Regions from separate parts of the Mus musculus genome. Here region 2 is linked to region 1. The links are chromatin loops, found by intact Hi-C in ENCODE. Cell type or tissue: gastrocnemius. All regions are shown on one strand. Links, peaks and the distances in the headings refer to the core of each region. The heading gives the core; the rest is flanking DNA. Region 1 overlaps Zbtb16 (zinc finger and BTB domain containing 16). Region 2 has its middle 25 kb from the start of Zbtb16.

Evidence for each region. Hi-C counts contacts between places; a loop is a spot of excess contacts. Peaks named below come from ENCODE experiments on the same cell type or tissue, not always from the same donor. Only the 100,000 strongest peaks of a DNase experiment are listed, where the experiment ranks them.
Region 2: it touches region 1 in a loop (6-fold over the local background); 36 of 42 quality-filtered maps call a loop at or near these places.

What each region holds. Positions count from the first base shown.
Region 1 is chr9:48,645,114-48,653,441 of GRCm38, forward strand. Zbtb16 (zinc finger and BTB domain containing 16) reads right to left here. Exons shown (of 7, transcript NM_001364543.1): 7 at 6,684-8,328. Among named protein-coding and RNA genes, the nearest start is that of Gm32280, 21 kb to the right of the region's middle. In gastrocnemius, for the core only: CTCF peaks have their summits at 376 (motif pointing right) and 1,278 (motif pointing right); DNase peaks (open chromatin) are centred at 357, 1,286, 2,767, 4,288 and 1 more place; H3K4me3 peaks cover 3,475 bases; H3K27ac peaks cover 5,417 bases.
Region 2 is chr9:48,857,356-48,865,683 of GRCm38, forward strand. No RefSeq gene overlaps it. Among named protein-coding and RNA genes, the nearest start is that of Zbtb16, 25 kb to the left of the region's middle. In gastrocnemius, for the core only: a CTCF peak has its summit at 3,333 (motif pointing left); DNase peaks (open chromatin) are centred at 794 and 3,291; H3K4me3 peaks cover 217 bases; H3K27ac peaks cover 714 bases.

The DNA.
Region 1 (8,328 bases), core at 231-8,230:
GTTGGGAATTAGTGGCAGTCCCCAGTCTCTGAAGGCAGACAGGGAGCCTGTGGGGAGAGAGAGGCGCCATGAGACCCTCTGGGGCTTCATGCCATGTTGTCCATGTGATTCTTGTTTTTTTTTTTTTTTTTTTTTTAATTTTCTTTGAGATCAGAGAAATCTAATTTAGACGGCCTAGCCTGATCTCAGCTGCTCTGTGGAGAATTAACGGGAAGATCAAGCTCTGGTGGGGCAGAGAGCGGAGGTTAGTCGTTAAGAGATTTCTGGGAGCTGGGTCGGTGTCTCTCAGGTCAGACACGGGAGGTCCCTGTGCCCTCCCTCTGTCACTGTGACTTCTCATCTGCCTGACACCACGTGTGCATTTCCTTCTTCTGTCCACCTGGGGTCACTAGAAGCTTACTTTATCCTGAAGACCTTCCACCTCCACCCCAATAGATATCAGTTAAAAAACCAAATGCTGCTTTAAAAGAAGTGGGTGGGAGGAGAACTAACAGGTGGTATGGAGCCAGGGATTTTCTCTGAGGCTATGTAGAGCTAACCAGAGTCATAGCTAGAAATATGGTGAGAGATATCTTCTAACCCATTCTAATGCAACTGTCCGAGGTGGCCAGAGGTACCAAGGGACAAGGGGAAAGACACTCAATGGCCCATGGGTGGGGACTCAGGTATCCGAGTGAGGAAGAGCCACAGTCTCGAGAACAGAGGCCAATCCAGCTAGAGATGGGCAAGGGGAGGAGGAGTGTACAGTGTTAGGCTTTTACATTGCCCTGGAGGGACAGTCCTGTGTCAGGGCAGCAGCCACAGCATTTCATTTCTAATTTTTCTGAAGCTTCTGGAACACAGGGACATAGGTTGCCCCACTGTCCCCATACACAGTCTCCTGTCATTTCTTAAAACCAGCCTGGAGGTGGTGTTCAGTTCCAATGGCCTGTTTGGGCCTTCCTTGGTAAAGAAGCTTTAAGGATTTGAAGTCCATCTGGGTCTGCTGATCCCTCCGGGTGAGGTGAGGGTTAAATATGAATTAGCGTTTGAGGGTTGGGAAGACTGGGATCTAAATCGCCAAGCGTGCAACGGGAGAAAAAGTAAAGAGTGAAGATGCAGTGGCTCAGGAGGACTCCCGGAAAGATCCTTTTGACCTCCCATAATCAGGTTGTGTTTCTCCCCTGGTATCATGTGAATCATAGTCTCTGCTTACCCATCCTCACTCAACCAAGACAGTTATACCCGTCACTTTCCAGATGCCTGAGCAGTATACGCACCTTCAAGCACTAGCCACTAGGTGGAGACAGAGTCCTACTTATGCTGTCAAGTAGGCATTCTGCTCATTTCAGGCCACGCAAAGGGGCTTCTGGACTAGGAAGAGACAGACACCTAGGCCTCTACCTCCCCTTCCAGGCCATCCTGTGCCTGCCACATCCCCTTATAGCTTACATTGTCATAGGTGTCTTTACAAAGTTGATTTCTAAGGGTCTTACCCAGCTGACATAAGTGCCTGAGGGTAGATGGGCTAAAAATTGCTGTTCCGTCTCACAGTTGAGAAGAGAAGACCTTGGAGAACCTTAATACAAAATCAAAGCCAAACAGAGTATGGCAGAGCTGGCCCAAAACACAGCGTCCTTTTGACTATGAATTGAGGTTCTTCTTGCTAAATTCCAACTGTCCCTTCTCTTCAGAGGTGTGGCAATGGGACAGCCACTGAGCTGAATCTGAATCAAAGTGGAGGCTGAATGCTTGACTCCAGAGGTCCTTTTGAGGCCCTTCCGGTCTTCAGAATGCTGCCGAATCTCATGGCTAGAACCCAGTGTAAACTCAAGGACTCGAGGGCACCAGAGAAACTGTCGGTGGCTGTGGCAGCCGTGAACCTCCTGGACCACAGAATGGGAAGGAGGCGAGGTACCTTGTCATAGGTAGCTGAGTGTCCTTGCAGGGCTTCCTCACCAGGGTAATGAGACCTGACCCAGGCCCACCCTGGAATGCACCCCTGGAATGTTCCCTGGTTTCCAGCAAATTCTGGCCAAGTACATGAGTAGGACAGACAACCCTGAGGAATTGTGGGATTTGACTCAGTACATGGAGGGATTCCTTCCTGGTGACAAGGGGCGGGTGCTGTGAGAACAGGCGACAGAACAAAACTGTCAACCCTGGATGACAGGATGGAGAGGAGGCTCTTCCCTTAACAGGACCGTGTGTGTGTGTGTGTGTGTGTGTGTGTGTGTGTGTGTGTGTGTGTGTGTGTGTGTCACAGCCTCTGTTTACTCCCCTGTAAAGAGGAGCCAATAGCCAGTACTTCTCCACAAGAGCTGTGGTGCTGAACGGAAGCAGATTCATTTCATGTCCTGTAGATGAAAGGCGTCCCACCTTCCCTCCACTCACCCCTCCAGCTGGTGAGCTCTGGCTGTTGTCTCTCCCACTGCCCAAGAGTCAGACAGAAGGAGCCCAGCGTGGCAGGACTACGGTGTGGACAAAACCGTGTTCTCTCGCTATTATCTTGTCCAGGGAATTCAGTTAGGGTGGTAAGTTCGGGGGGCTCTATGTCAGGCTGAGAGAAGCTGGGCAACAGAGAACAGCCAGAGGTGTGTAACAAGGAGCAGCTGAAAGCCACTGGGCTTTGCTATTAATGTAGTCAGTAAATAAATAAAGGAGGGCTTAAGCTGAGTGTACAGCAATCAGTTTGGAACTACAGGGTAATTAGCTCTGCAGGGGGCCGCAGGGCTGCAGAGTCAGGTTTAAATGAGAGAGTTCACTTTCACTGAGGCACCCCTGGGGTGCAAAGAAAGCAGCCTAGGGGAGTCAGTCCGCCAGCACTCCGGGTAAGGAGTGGCCAAAGAGCTGTAGCTCTGGGTCTGGGAGCACAGAGAGAGCTAGGGCCTCCCGGTGGGGCAAAGCCTTCCGGTCTGTGTGGAAACAGCTCACCCTAGACTGGACCAAGCCAGGTAGTCCCCAGCTATAAAATGCCACTGTCCTGAGCCTGTCACGCCTTCTTCCTTTAAGGTGACCTTAGGAACAAATACAGGCGCAAGAGCCCACACTGAGCTACTCTACCTGCAGCATGGATACCAGTTCTTGATGTCATGGGGAGATGCCTAGGTGGGCATGTGAGGGGCGTCTTCCTATTTAGCTCCATTTCCTCACCCTTGGCGACTGCATCCTCAGTTTCAGTGAGCGAATTGCCTCTCTTCTTCCCTCTATTTTCCTTCCATGTATTCAGCAAAGATTTATTGGGCACCTGCCAAGTGCAATGTTAGGCTCTAGGAACACCAAGATATAGAACACACGGTTCCTAACCTCAAGGAACTCGATGTCTGGTGAAGGGAACACCGGAGAGCTTAGATGACAGTAATGCACTGTGACAAATGGCGGGTTGCAGGGTCTGCATAGCAGGGCACCCGATACAGTCTCAGGCATCTAGGGAAGGTCTCCTGAGAAAGGTAGCATTTGAGATGAAGCAAGACCCCGGGGAAAGCTGAGAGGACCAGGAAGCTTGCGTTGTGCTCTGTTCAGCTGGTGAAACAGGGTGACACAGGCCGCAGAGCACAGGACCCTAAGTCTCTAAAACCATCCTGGTGATCAAATTGACTCTAGCAAGGTAGGGGTGGATCTAAAGAACAGATTGGGGTGTCAAGCAGGGACTACCATTGAGGTCCCATGGGGAGTTTGGACCTATCCTAGGAGTGATTAAGGAGTTTTCAAAAACGTGATAAGTTGTCTGTAGAGGGGGAGCGGTGGGGGGATATATTCTCTGCAGGATGGAAGAGTAAAGGATGGATGGATGCTGGGGCGAGAGGGACTCTGCTGGCAGCTAGGCGGAAGGCACTGTGGCTGTGGGTGGAGGGAGAGGAGGTGCTGGCAGGATGGAGCAGTCCTTAGATTCACTCTTCTTTGTTTGATCAGCTACACTCTTGTGGGTCTTGTGCAGACTTCTGTTAATTCTGGGCTTCAACTCTGCTCCCTGAGTGACATCCAGAGCCACTAAAAAGAGAGCCAATCAAGGGTGTACCAGAACCTCGGCAGTAGTGACAGAGAGCACTGGACAGGAAGGGACCGCAGGGAAGTAGTGAGTAGAGGAGGCTCCCAGCCAACCAAGCCAAGAGCACAAGTGGGATGATCCCCATCCACCCAACCTGGACTCTATCTTTCCAGTCCAGCTGCCTGTCCCCTCTTCTGACCTCAGCCTCGTGCCCCGCCCCACCCCCACCCCTGGCGGGGCCTGCCCTAGAGGCAGTTCCCCATGCTGCGGGCTGGGGCAGAGGGCAGCTGCGGCCCGCTGCCCAGGGAGGGAGGAGGGGCTGCAGCAGGCCTCGGAGGAGCGTTCTCAGGCTGGCCTGGCCGGGGCCCCTTTCTCTCCATGAGATCATATCTGGGTCAAAGAGCATGTAAAGCAGGCAGACCCCGGCGGTCACACAAAGCCCATTCAGCCAGCTCCTATTCACTCACCTCCTCTCCCCAAGAGCCCGCGCCGCCGGGACCCCAGTGCAGTGCCTAAGCCCCAGCTTTGATGTCCAAGAACAGAAAACGGCGATTAAATGTTGTTTTAAAGAGGGAGTGCCCACTGCCCTCCCATCTGTCAAGAGAAAGCTGAGGCCTGAGGAAGGGGTGGGGTGCAGAGGGGGAGGGACGGAGTGCAGAGAGGGCGGGGCGGGGGCTGGCTTGAGGGGCAAGGCTTGAGGGGAGCAGATCCCAATCAAAACGTATACATCTTTGGCCAAGGACTGTTTTTGTTTTTGTTTTTGTTTTTAAGAAGCAGGGACACGTGACGTGGTAGTGAGGTACAGGGCAAAAGAAATATCCCAGAAATGAGAGTGAGTAATGGGGGAGAAAACGGAGGAGTGACAAAGAGAGATGCAAACCTGGGTGCAAGATGAGGAGAAAGAGACGGGAAAGGAGGACCAACAGAGGACCTAGGGCTCGGAAGAATGGAAGGCTTCCTGCCATGGGCTGGGCCTCTTCCTGGGAGGGTTGTTAGGGTTAGTGTGACTTCAGAGTCTCTCAGCTCAACAACCCGAAGGCCAACAGACCCAGGACCTGGAGAATAAAAACTGGAAACACACACACACACACACACACACACACACACACACACACACACACACACACGCATGCACACACACGTGTGTCAGTGGAAGTGCAGGAACTCAGGCTACACTGTTTTAGCGCTGTTAGTGACCCACTATGGAGGCCGTGACTTGGGTCTAGTGGGAAGACATGACGCTGGAGAAGAAAGGCAGAGATGTTATCAGGCTGTGCATCCAGGGCCTGAGCAGAGCTGCAGTTAGTGCTGAAGATGAGCCAGGTGGTGCTCTCCCCTGCAGCCGGGGACCAGATGGAGCCTCAGGCGTTGTAGGTCAGGCAGGTGCTATACCACTGAGTGAAAACCTCTAGCTATGCAACAGGTCATGACTGCCACAGAACCTTCTGGTGAAAGCTCTGTGTTGAGACAACTCCGAAGCTTGCTTCCCCGTGAAGAAGACAGAGGGCTATCGTACCTCAAGCCTGGGAAAAGCAGGCATCCTTTGGCATCTGATCTGGTCAGGGTTAGACCCCCGCATACTGACTGCATGAGACTGAGTGGTCACCACACACTTTGAAAAAAACGTGGCAGCTTCGGGAGTGCTGCTTCCTGAATTCCCAGTGCAGAAACTATCACTCAAGCCAAGAGTTTTTCTGAATGAAACTGTCACTTAGTGCATTGTTCCAAGGTCAAACGACATTCATACATTTAACACTGCTTCTCAACCCACACCCCAAAGCAAGGGTGTTGGGTTGATGAGATGGCTCAGTGAGAAATGGTACCTGCTGCCAAGCCTGACAGCCAGACTTGGGTTCTCAGGACTCAAAGGTAAACAGAGAGAATGGACTCCCTTTGTATTCTGGGATGGAGAGATGGCTCAGAGTACTTCTTGCTCTTGCTGAGGTCCCAGGCTCGATTCCCAGCCTGATGGCTCACAACCATTTCTGACCTTGGTTCCAGAGCATCTGAAAACTTCTTCTCACCTCAGAGGGCAGGCAGCAGGAACACATAGGGTGCACATACATATGTGCAGGAAAACCATTCATACACAGAACTCCTCCTCAACCTTTTAGTCTTCTAACCTCTATACATGTGCTTGGTGTGTGTGTGAGCGTGTGCACACATACTCACACGCTCACACACACACTAAATAAAATGTAACCGAAATATTTTAAAAGCAAGAATGGGAGCTAGTAAAATGGCTCAGTGGGCCAAGACCCTTGCTGCCAGGCCTAATGACCTGAGTTCAATCCTTGGGTTTGTGACTTGTAAATGTAGCATTAAAATGTCATGCAAAAAAAAAAAAAAGGCTGAATGTGGGGCTGAGATGGCTCAGTGGCAAAGGAACGTGCCATGGAAGGTTGGAGTAGATCCTCAGAACCCACACAGTGGAATGAGACTTCGAGAAGCTGTACTCTGACCTCCCACCCTCACCCCCCCACCCCCACCCCGCCGTACATGCACCATGGCAGATGTTCGTGTGTGTACCTGTGCATCTGTGCACACACACCGGTCACCAAATCACTAAGAATGCAAAACAATCAGGGCTTATACTAACACATTAACATTTCTCTGCCTTCATCTCCAGGCAGAAATCCCAGTTCCTCCAGTGTGTTCCCACCCAAGACAGGAAAGAAAGAGGTCGAGGCACATTTTTTAAAAAGGACACTTGGAGCCAGAGACAACTGAGTTAACTTTATTCTCTTCTAACTGCAGATTCAAGGTATACAACTGAACATCGCTATTTTTCTTATGAGACTTATAAATAAAAATACAAAAAATGTTCACTACAAAAAAATCTACTGTTAGTAGGATGTAAAAAATATTCTCTTTGCTATAGAAGGCACAAACTTCACTTGGTGACACATGGAGAAAAAAACCTGCAGCAGTAAATTCACTTTTTTTCCTTTTTTTTTTTTTTAAAGTCTTGTCAGAAACACTGAAGTTAACAAGAAATGCATCAATCTACACAGAAGGAAGGCAGGTGTGGGTAGGTAAGCGGCTGCAACGGGGAGCGCACTTCCAAGTGGACAGAAAGCAGTCTGGACTGGAGGCAAGTGAAGGCAAGGGGAGTGGTGAGATGGGGCTAACTGGAGGGAGGGAGTCGGACCTGAGGGGAGGAGAGGGTGGGTGGGGGGAGAGACAGGAGAGGAGAAAGGGGGAGGGGCCAAGGGTGGGGAGAGTGATTTGTACAACAACCAAAAGAACCAATAAAATTGAAGAAACAAAATTGGGCAACCTCCTAGAATTAGGCTAAGAGGAGGTGCTGAGGTAGACATTAACTAGAACATTGATGAATTAAAAACACTATTCTGTGATAACGAAGCAACTAGACTGGCACCTGTGCTCTCACATCAGACAAGAAAAAAAAAGAAAAAAAAACAAGAAAACAAAAAACAAAACAAAACAAAACAAAAACAAAAAAAAAACAAAAAAACAAGGAAACATGACACCCAAACCAAAAGGCTTAGTTTTGCTTGGTCCAACAGGGCCAGAGGGCCCTCAGTGCTATAACTTACATACATACATACATATATATATATTTATCTTTATATATAGGGCGATGGCATGGTGCATCATGACGGTTCTTCACCTTACGAGGATTCATGCATAACACTATGTGAACAAGTACTATGATACACTCGGGGAGGAGGGACCCTGTCTGCAAAGTGGGCCACCCAGGAGCCGAGGACTCAGAGCTGCTGGTGGGCAGGCTTGCTGGGGCTTTCTCTCCCTTCTCCTCACTCTTTCCCCTGACTCCATCTATTCTGTTTGTCCCCAACCCTTCTCTTGGGCATCTCTTTTTTATCCTCCTCCACCCATTGTTAGTTCTGCTGTTTGTCCTCCTCCAGGAACCTCCAGGTAAGTGCGGCCACCATAGCCGGGTCAGAAGATTCAGGAGAGGGCAAGGCTGTATAGAAGGGGGGGAGAAGATAGCAAGTGGGGGGTGGGGGAGATAAATCAACAGAACCGCAGCCCCCCAGCTCTTTGTGTATCTGTCTCACATTCCCCAGTGTCCACCCTAGTCTGGCTGGCTAGGGGAATGGCCAAAAAGTCTACTACCCGCTCCACTTCCCCCACCATGCCCCAAGACCAAAAGTGCTTCCTGTCTCCTCTAAGGGACACTGGTCCTCCCATCCCGGCTGCCCCCACGGTACCTGGCAGCAATACCATACATCCCTAAAAATCTGCAGCAGTTTTCTTTTTTTTTTTTTTCTCAACATGGAAAAACTGTTCAGGCACGAAGATTTACACAAGCCCGTGTGGTATCCCTGGATTGTACTGAATCACTGGGCTCACCCAGCCTTCTAACCCACCCC
Region 2 (8,328 bases), core at 253-8,252, 210 kb after region 1:
AAGTCAGCATTCTCAACCTGTGGGTTATGGGTTATGATCCTTTTGGGAGACAAACAACCCTTTCACAGGGGTCGCATATCACGGATCCTGCACATCAGATAATACATTATGATTCATAACAATAGCAAAGTTACAGCTATGAAGTAGCAAAGAAATAATTTTATGGTTAGGGCTCACCACAACATAGGGAACTGTGTTACAGGGTCACAGTACCAGGAAGGTTGAGAACCACTGCTCTAAGTGCTCAAAGCCCGTCCCAGGTGAGGCGCTCCCTGTCTAACATTTCCTTAACCTCTGAAACCAAGAGTTCAAATATCCAGGCCTATGGGGGACATTTCCCATTCAAGACACCACAGCTCTCTACCCCTTCCTTTTCATAACTGGTCTCGAAAATTGGAGCAAACCTTAGACAATTCCCAGCCACCATTAAAGTCCAATGGAGTAGTCAGGTCTAGATAGCAATGTTAGACACAGGGCTACAATCCTAACAAGTCATTAACTAGGGCCTTTTAGGGCTGTTCTCCACTTTCCCTGCACATGAAGGGGTGGGGTTGGTCTCCAGCAATGGCCTGCAGTGTTGACCTTATAATCCAGCAAAGTGTGACTCAGCCTTTGGACTCGCCACTTTATATTGTCCTGTGACAATGTGAGTCCTAGCTAGGGTTCATGAGATGAAACCAAGTCTTCAAGTGCCCCGGGCTTCCCCGGCTGCCTGAGGCGCAGGACTCAGTTCTCCACTCTTGGCATCCTGGCCAAGCCCCCAGGGACAGGGTGTTGTAACTGGCTTGCAGGTGTTACACATTAGGTAGTCTTTGGGGTGGCACTGTGCCACGTTGCTTTTTGTCTAAGTTGCCAGCCATTTATTTTCCTTCCTCGCTTGCATTTGACTTTTCTGCTTTCCTTCTGTGATCTTGACAGTGAAGTCAAAGTCAGGCTGACATTTGGGTCTGGTGTCCCCTGGGAGTTCTAGTCTTCGTTCCTGGAAGGAAAGTTTATGTGTGTGTTGGTTCAGGAGCAGCTTCACCAACGACAGAGTAACTATTCTCTGACTTTTCCTTCCTTCCTCCCCCTACCCTCTCCCCCTACCATTTCCCTTCTCCCTCACCCCCCACCCCCTTCTCCCTCCTATGGGGTTGCCTGCAGCCCACGCTGGTATTGAACTTTCTATGTAGCTGAGGATGACCTTAAATTTCTGGTTCTCCTGCCTCTATCTCCCCAGTACTGGGATCAGGAGCTTACTCCACCACAGCTGTTTTATACGGTGTTAGGAATCTCACCCAGAGCCTTGGACCTGTGTGGCAGATGCTGAAAGATTGACCAACTACTGGGTATACGGTAAAGCGGGCATTTGCTATAAAACAAATGTTTGTGTCCACAGTGCATGAGGCTGAAGCCTACTCACCAGTGTGACTGACTAGGTATTAGAGGGATGGGGGCCTTGGGGAGTATTGGAAGGGTAGAGCTTTCCTGGGTGGGCTTAGCACCCCCAGCAGAAGGCTCAGAATCCAGGAGGTCTAGAATCTCAGCTTTTAGGAGACCAAAGCGGGCAGATCATGAACTCAAGGCTAGGCAGGGCAGATTCTGCCTCAAAAACAAAACAAAACACTAAAAACAACCTACCAAACAACCTACCAAAACAAAACAAAAAACTATGGGCAGGCGCAGAGGCCATAGACTGGCGGCATAATTCTCGCCTAACGTGGAAAACCTTAGGCTTGATTCCCCGTGCCACTTTAAAAACAAAACAAAACACAAACTTAGGGATGCCTAAGTCTTTTTTATTTTTATTTATTTATTTTCATTATTTTAGATTTATTTGCTTTTACTGTCCCTGTCTTCAGACACACCAGGAGAGGACATCGGATCCCATTACAGATAGTAGCGAGCTACCATGTGGTTGCTGGGAATTGAACTCAGGACCTTTGGAAGAACAATCAGTGCTCTTAACTGCTGCGTTATCTCTCCAGCCCCTCCTGATGCCATTTAAACACACACACACACACACACACACACACACACACACACACACAGAGACACACACAGTACAACGCCACTCAAGAAACAAGGGCTGAGACTCAGTGGAAGAGTGCTTGCTTGGCAAGTATGAGGTCTTGGACTCAATCCTCAGCACTGGAAACAAACAAAAACAAGAGGACCTGAAGAGCCCCACTCTGATCCCACATCTGCCTCACATCTGCTTTGGGAGTTTGGCAGGGCCAAAAATACTATCTCTGTTTTACAGGGAAGCCAACAGCAGGTGGATACATTCCTTCGTGATCCCTCTCACCAACACACACACACACACACACACACACACACACACACACTTTATAGATTGCTACTGTTTTGTGATAAAAAGAAAGGGACTCAAATTTCCCCCAAATCTTTCAGAATAAGGATAGGATGTGGGAGGACTAGATAGTGAAAGGCCTAGAAAATTCTTTTTTGGGTTCATTTTAAATATCATGCGAGCTAGAGCTGTAATGAGATTGACAACATCAAATATTTTTGTTTGATCAAATGTTTTCTGCCCAGTAACCTAGTCTACAATGAAGCAGCCTTGAGGTTTAGGGCCCCGTGGGCTACACAGAAAGGCACCAGCCAGTGCATGTATATGCAAAGGCCAGTCAGGCCCTCGAGAAACGATGCTGCAGAAGAGGGGCCAGGAGTGAGCAGGGGCCTTCCCAGGTCTGAATTCTGAGGTCAAACATTTTCCATCCTCTCTCCTAAGCCGGCAGATGTGGAGGCCTCTTTTCTCCCTGCTCTGGATATCTGGTGAAGGAAGACTCTGCTTCCGGCCTGTTCTCCCAGCCCATCTGAGTCTGGATTCAGTGAGATCCGGGGTGTCACCTCTGAGTCCAGGGCAGAGGAAGTTTCTGTGCTGCTCTCCTCCAACAAAACAGCAGTGAGTCAAAATAAACAGCCTTTGAAGTGCAAACGCTGTCTTTTCCTACGGGTACCCTCCTCTCTGTTTACTGGGCTCCCTCTGGGTGCCTCTACATGCAGACTCATTGCCCTGTTGACTAACCTGTGCAGAGTCCCCGGAACAACCTGGTCTCAGAAACCTGGTGTGGTGCAGAGAGGAGGTCAGGACCATGAGGTATTAATTGGGAAAGCTTTTATTTTCTCTATCTCAGAGGCTTTAATCCTGTCTACTAGGCCACATTCGCCCCCTTGCGGTGCCCCCAGCTCCCCTCCGGCCAAAGAGGAGCCTGACCTGCTCCTGCTGGAGGCCAGACTCAGGAGCTGTCTGGTTAGCTCTAGGGAGTCAGTAATTTTCTGCAAGGCCACCTGCTACCCCTTCTGCCAGGCCCTGGCGACCTCTAGTGGCCAGAAGGTAGAAGTGAACAGGACAACAGGTGGTCAAGCAGGTTCCCCTTCCTCCGTGGTTCTCAGTTTTGGTGAGCACTTCAGAATTACCTGGGAGTCTTGAAAACTGCCACAATCCAGGTGTTTTATTCGGAGTTAGGTCAAAACCTCCCGGAGGTGAGTTGCAACGTCACCACCTGCATACAGCCACGTGGCCTTGAATTAGTGTGTCCCTGAGGGGAATGTCTGAACACCAGAGTTCGTGCCTTCCAGGCAGTGAGATCTTGTTTCAAAATATAATATAAAACAAACACTAGAAAAGGTGGTTTGCCGTTGTCTTCCCTTGTTACATGGTTGATACTCTTTGCCTTTGTGAAGTTCTTCTCAGTCTTTCACCCTGGTCCCATCTCAAGAGAAAAGTCTGGATTGGGGGTGGGGGGAGGGAGGAGAAGAGCCAGCGGTGTTGCTTGTTCAGTAAAATGCTTGTTGTGCAAGCATGATGATCCAAGCTCAAGGCCCAGAACCCAGATCTACACAACTCAAAAATCATGGTTACAAAGGTTTGCTACCACAAAGTGGAGGGTGGGGTGTGGGGGTGGGGGGACCCTTGATCTCACTGGCTAGCCAGCCTAGTTTAGTGACTTCCTGACCAATGAGAAACTCTGACTCAAAAACAAACAAACATGGTGGGCCTCTCCAGAAGAAGACAGCCCCCGACCGAGGTTGATGGCTGGCCTCATGCTTGAGTGTGTGTGTGTGTGTGCGTGTGTGTGTGTGTGTGTGTGTGTGTGTGTGTGCGCGCACACACACAGGCGCACACACATGCACTCATGCCCCATGGCATCTTTCCCCATCTTCCCTGGCAGCAGCCACAGGGACGAAGTCTGGTGTGGAGCGGCAGACCCAAGACTACATGGCACTCCGAGCTGCCTGTCAGCCGCAGCACCACTCCATCAGGCTCTGGATGAAATGGGTTGGAAGAGAGAAGAGCCAGCACCAGGACAATTAAATTAATTTCCAGCAGCTGCGTGGGATTAAAATCACCCACTTCTCTCTGGTCTCTATGTAATGTTCCTGGAACCAATCTCCTGATCCCGGGCTTCTTTTCCGCGGGGTCACAGCTTTGGGTATACACCCTCCTGATTGCTTCTCTCTTTCCAAGCTGCCCTCCCTCCTGCCATCCTGGAGGGCAACGGCCCCATGGCTCCGTAGTTTGGCTCTCTTCTTCCCAAATATCCTGTAGTGCCAGGCTAGGGTGACATTTAGGGGCAGGGACTCTCAGGATGGAACCATCTGGCATAGTACTTCAGCACACTTAGAGGTTCTAGGAAATGGAGCATCGGAGTCTGTCCTTCCAGAGACCAGATGACCATATACTGCATGTCACAGTGAACACATGGGCTCCGCGTTAACTAACTCATCTCCTCTCTCCTTCTCTCTCAAAGAGAAGGGAACGTCTGCCTTATGGGCTGTTGTGAAAGCCAAGTGAGATAATGTATAGGAAGCATGCGTCTATAATGGATGACAGGGGCTGGCTCATCCTAGATAGCCATTAACGATGTTAGAGGTAGCATGCCGCGGGATGATGTTTTGAGCTTTTTATGTGCATCGTTTAGTAATCTTTGCTGAGTCATGAAGGAATGAAATGGCAGCAAATGCTGGAGAGGATGTGAGAAGAGAAAGCCGGAAACACCACAGATGCGGGGTAAACTGGAGCAGGGACTATGGAAACCAGCACGGAGGTTCCTTTAGAAACTCAGAACAGAGCTTGTGGAGCTGGCTCTGTAGGAAAGAACACTTGCTGAGTGACCATGAGGACCCAAGTTCAGATCCTCAGCACCCAAGCGAAAAGGCCAGCACAGCCGTGCACACCTGTAACCACACATTGGGTCGTTATGACGACAGGATTGCTGGGGCTTACTGAGCTGCCAGCCTTGCAGAAAAGCCTCAGTGAACATCCAGGTTCAGTAAGAGATGCCATCCCAAGGGGACAAGTCAGAAAGTGGTGGAAAGGAACACCTGATGTTCTCTGGATTCTGCATGGCCCTGCAAAAACAAGGGCGCGTGCACATACACATGCACACGTGCAACAAAACCCTAAGCCAAAAAATAGCCTAGTCAGATGGACATGATGGCACACACCTAGTCAGATGGACATGATGGCGCACACCTTTAGTCCTAGCACTCAGGAAGCAGAGGCAGGCAGATTGTTGTGAATTTTAGGCCAGCCTGGGCTATGTACTAAGACACTGACACTGTCTCAAAAAGAAAAAAAGGAGGAAAGGAAGGAAGAAACAAAGGAGGAAAAAAGCCTAGACTAGCAGAGAGAGAGATACCTCGGTGTTAAGAGCACTTGTTGCTCTTCTAAGAGAACCCATGTGGCTCACCCCATGATAACTCCAGTTGCAGGGGTATGACATCTTTCTCTGTCCTCCACAGCACTGCACACAGGTGGTACACAGACATAGCATGCAGGTGATTCACACATATGAAACCATTTTTAAAAAAATTAAGGTTACTGACCAATGAAAATAAAGCAGGCCAAGCCAGGTATGCCTATAATCCTTCAGCTTTGGAAAAACAGAAGAAACACGGTAGCCACCTGGAATTATGAGAGGAAAGGGGCAGGAAGGGAGGCCGGCAGCAAGGATGGAAGGAAGGGGTTCTGAGGAGCCCCTGGCCTGATCCAGGGCAGTCCGTCCCCATACCTCACTCCATGACACAGGCTCCTAAAAAGGACTATGTTAAAAACATTTTTAAAATTAGCTTGTATTGTTTTGAAACAGGGTTTCACTACATTGCCAGGCTAGCGGGAATTCCTTCTGTAATTCAGACCAGTCTTGAACTCTCCATCCTCCTTCCTCAGCCTGCCCAGGCCTGTGTAACCAGTCCCAGCTCAGGGACAGGCTCTCCTTTGTCTAAACTGGCTCTTCTTTCTAAAGAGCCTGGGTCAGCTCTGTTCCAACAGTGGGACCTGAGCCTTTCTGAGCTTTGCTTTGATTGGCATTTACCAGATTCAACCGAGTTTCTCTCCACAGCACTGTTTCCACCCCTGACTCTACTCAGTGCGGGGTGGGGTGGGGTTGGGTAGGGATCTGACTAGGGACTCCCTTCTACCTTTTTAATAGATGTTTGACTATGGCCAAGACACCTCCTCTGATGATCTCCAAGGTGTCATCAGTTTGATGTTTTGACGCTGATTCGCAGCAGGTCTCTGTCACTCTGTGTCACCACAGATTTGGGTGAGGTAGTACATTCAGGGGAACACGCTGCAGTTTGGGAGCTCAGAGGCTACATGTCACATGGAGGAAACGGCACAGGAATGGAATGGATACCACCTGACACTAACCTGCTCATGTTGCCCAGCATCAGGACCAGACTTGGGATGGGATGGTGTATCTGGGGAGCTGGGATCAGTCCATCCTTCTAAATGCCCCCAAAGGGACTGTGCTGGTCAGCTTTTCACTGTAGCAACAAACACCTGATATGTTCAACTCGAAAAGAAGAGAGGTCTGCTTCAGCTCAGCTTTGTAGGTGATGGTCGATGGCCTAGTGTTTCCGAGCCCGTTGTGAGAGAGCACACCACAACGGAAGCACATGGCAGAGTAAGTGGATCATGGCAACCTGCAAGCAAAAGAGTGGATGCAGCCAGGATCTCAATGTCCCTTACAAGGACAGCCAAATGACCCAGCTTCCTTCCACTGGGTCCTACATCTTAAAGTCTTAAAAATGGCAGCACGTTGCAATAGCATTAACGGCTAGGGACCAAGCTCTTAGCACATGGGTCTCACATGGCTTTCTAAATCTCAATAATAGAGATGGAAAGAAACTTCAGGGCTAAGAAAGAGGCGGCCCAGTAGAAGTTGGCCACCACAGCTCTCCCTGGTCACCACAGCTCTTCCCTGTTCAGCACTTGCTTTGTGTTGACTTCTGTCCCAGGTCCCTAGAGAGTCTAATTCATTTCATCTTTGGAACTCTATGGCAATGGGTGTCATCATCATTAACCTCACATTGCAGATGGAAGCACCCAGCCAGAGACAAGCTATCCAACTCAGGGGTTACAGCAGAGCTCTGACCATTGCGCTAGCTTGCTTTCCAATGAGAGTTTTCCCAGCCAGGCCAGAGAGGTCTTTTTTTTAAGATTTATTCATTTATTATATGTAAGTACACTGTAGTTGTCTTCAGACACTCCAGAAGAGGGAGTCAGATCTCATTAAGGATGGTTGTGAGCCACCATGTGGTTGCTGGGATTTGAACTCGGGACCTTCGGAAGAGCAGTCAGCGCTCTTAACCACTGAGCCATCTCGCCAGCCCGAGGTCATTTGAGAAAAGAAAAATCACAAAGTACTTTCTGGAACCTGTGTGGGGGTTCTGTCTAGGCAGGCTTTCCACTTCAGGGGAAGGCTGGGCAGTGTCGGAAACTGCATTAGTCAATGGTTGTTGTTGTGGCAAAACACAGGACAAGAAGCAATTTAAAGGGGAAAAGGTTTTTTTTGGGATCCCTGCTTGGGGTGTGTTTTATCATGAGAGGAAAGGCATACACGGGTACAAGCAGGAGGAGGCTGGTTACGCTGTGTCCAATGTCAGGGATCAGAAGCTTGGGCTGGCAGTGGGCTAATGTAATAATCCTCAAGCGCCACCCCGACCCCCAACGACTCACTCCGTCTCCAAACAGTGAGACCAGATGCTTAAGTGCAGGAGCCTGTAGAAAACAGTTCATGTTCAAACCATAGCAGAAGCAGCTCACGGGGTGGGGCACCAGGACCTGCTGCTCCTGAAGAACTGGTCCTGTGTGTTCATTTTCAGCAGCTCTAAGACAAACGCCGTCTCTCACCCCCACATCTGAGGATGAGAGGAGAACAATGCTTTGCCCTCTCTGGGTGGCTTTCCTGAGAAGGCGATTTGAGATGCATCTCCCCCACCCCCACCTTCACCCCTGATCTATCTTTTCTCGGATATATCTTTGCTCTCGGATAACTTCTCTCTGAGATCTCTCCTGCACACTGGAGGCTGCCCAGC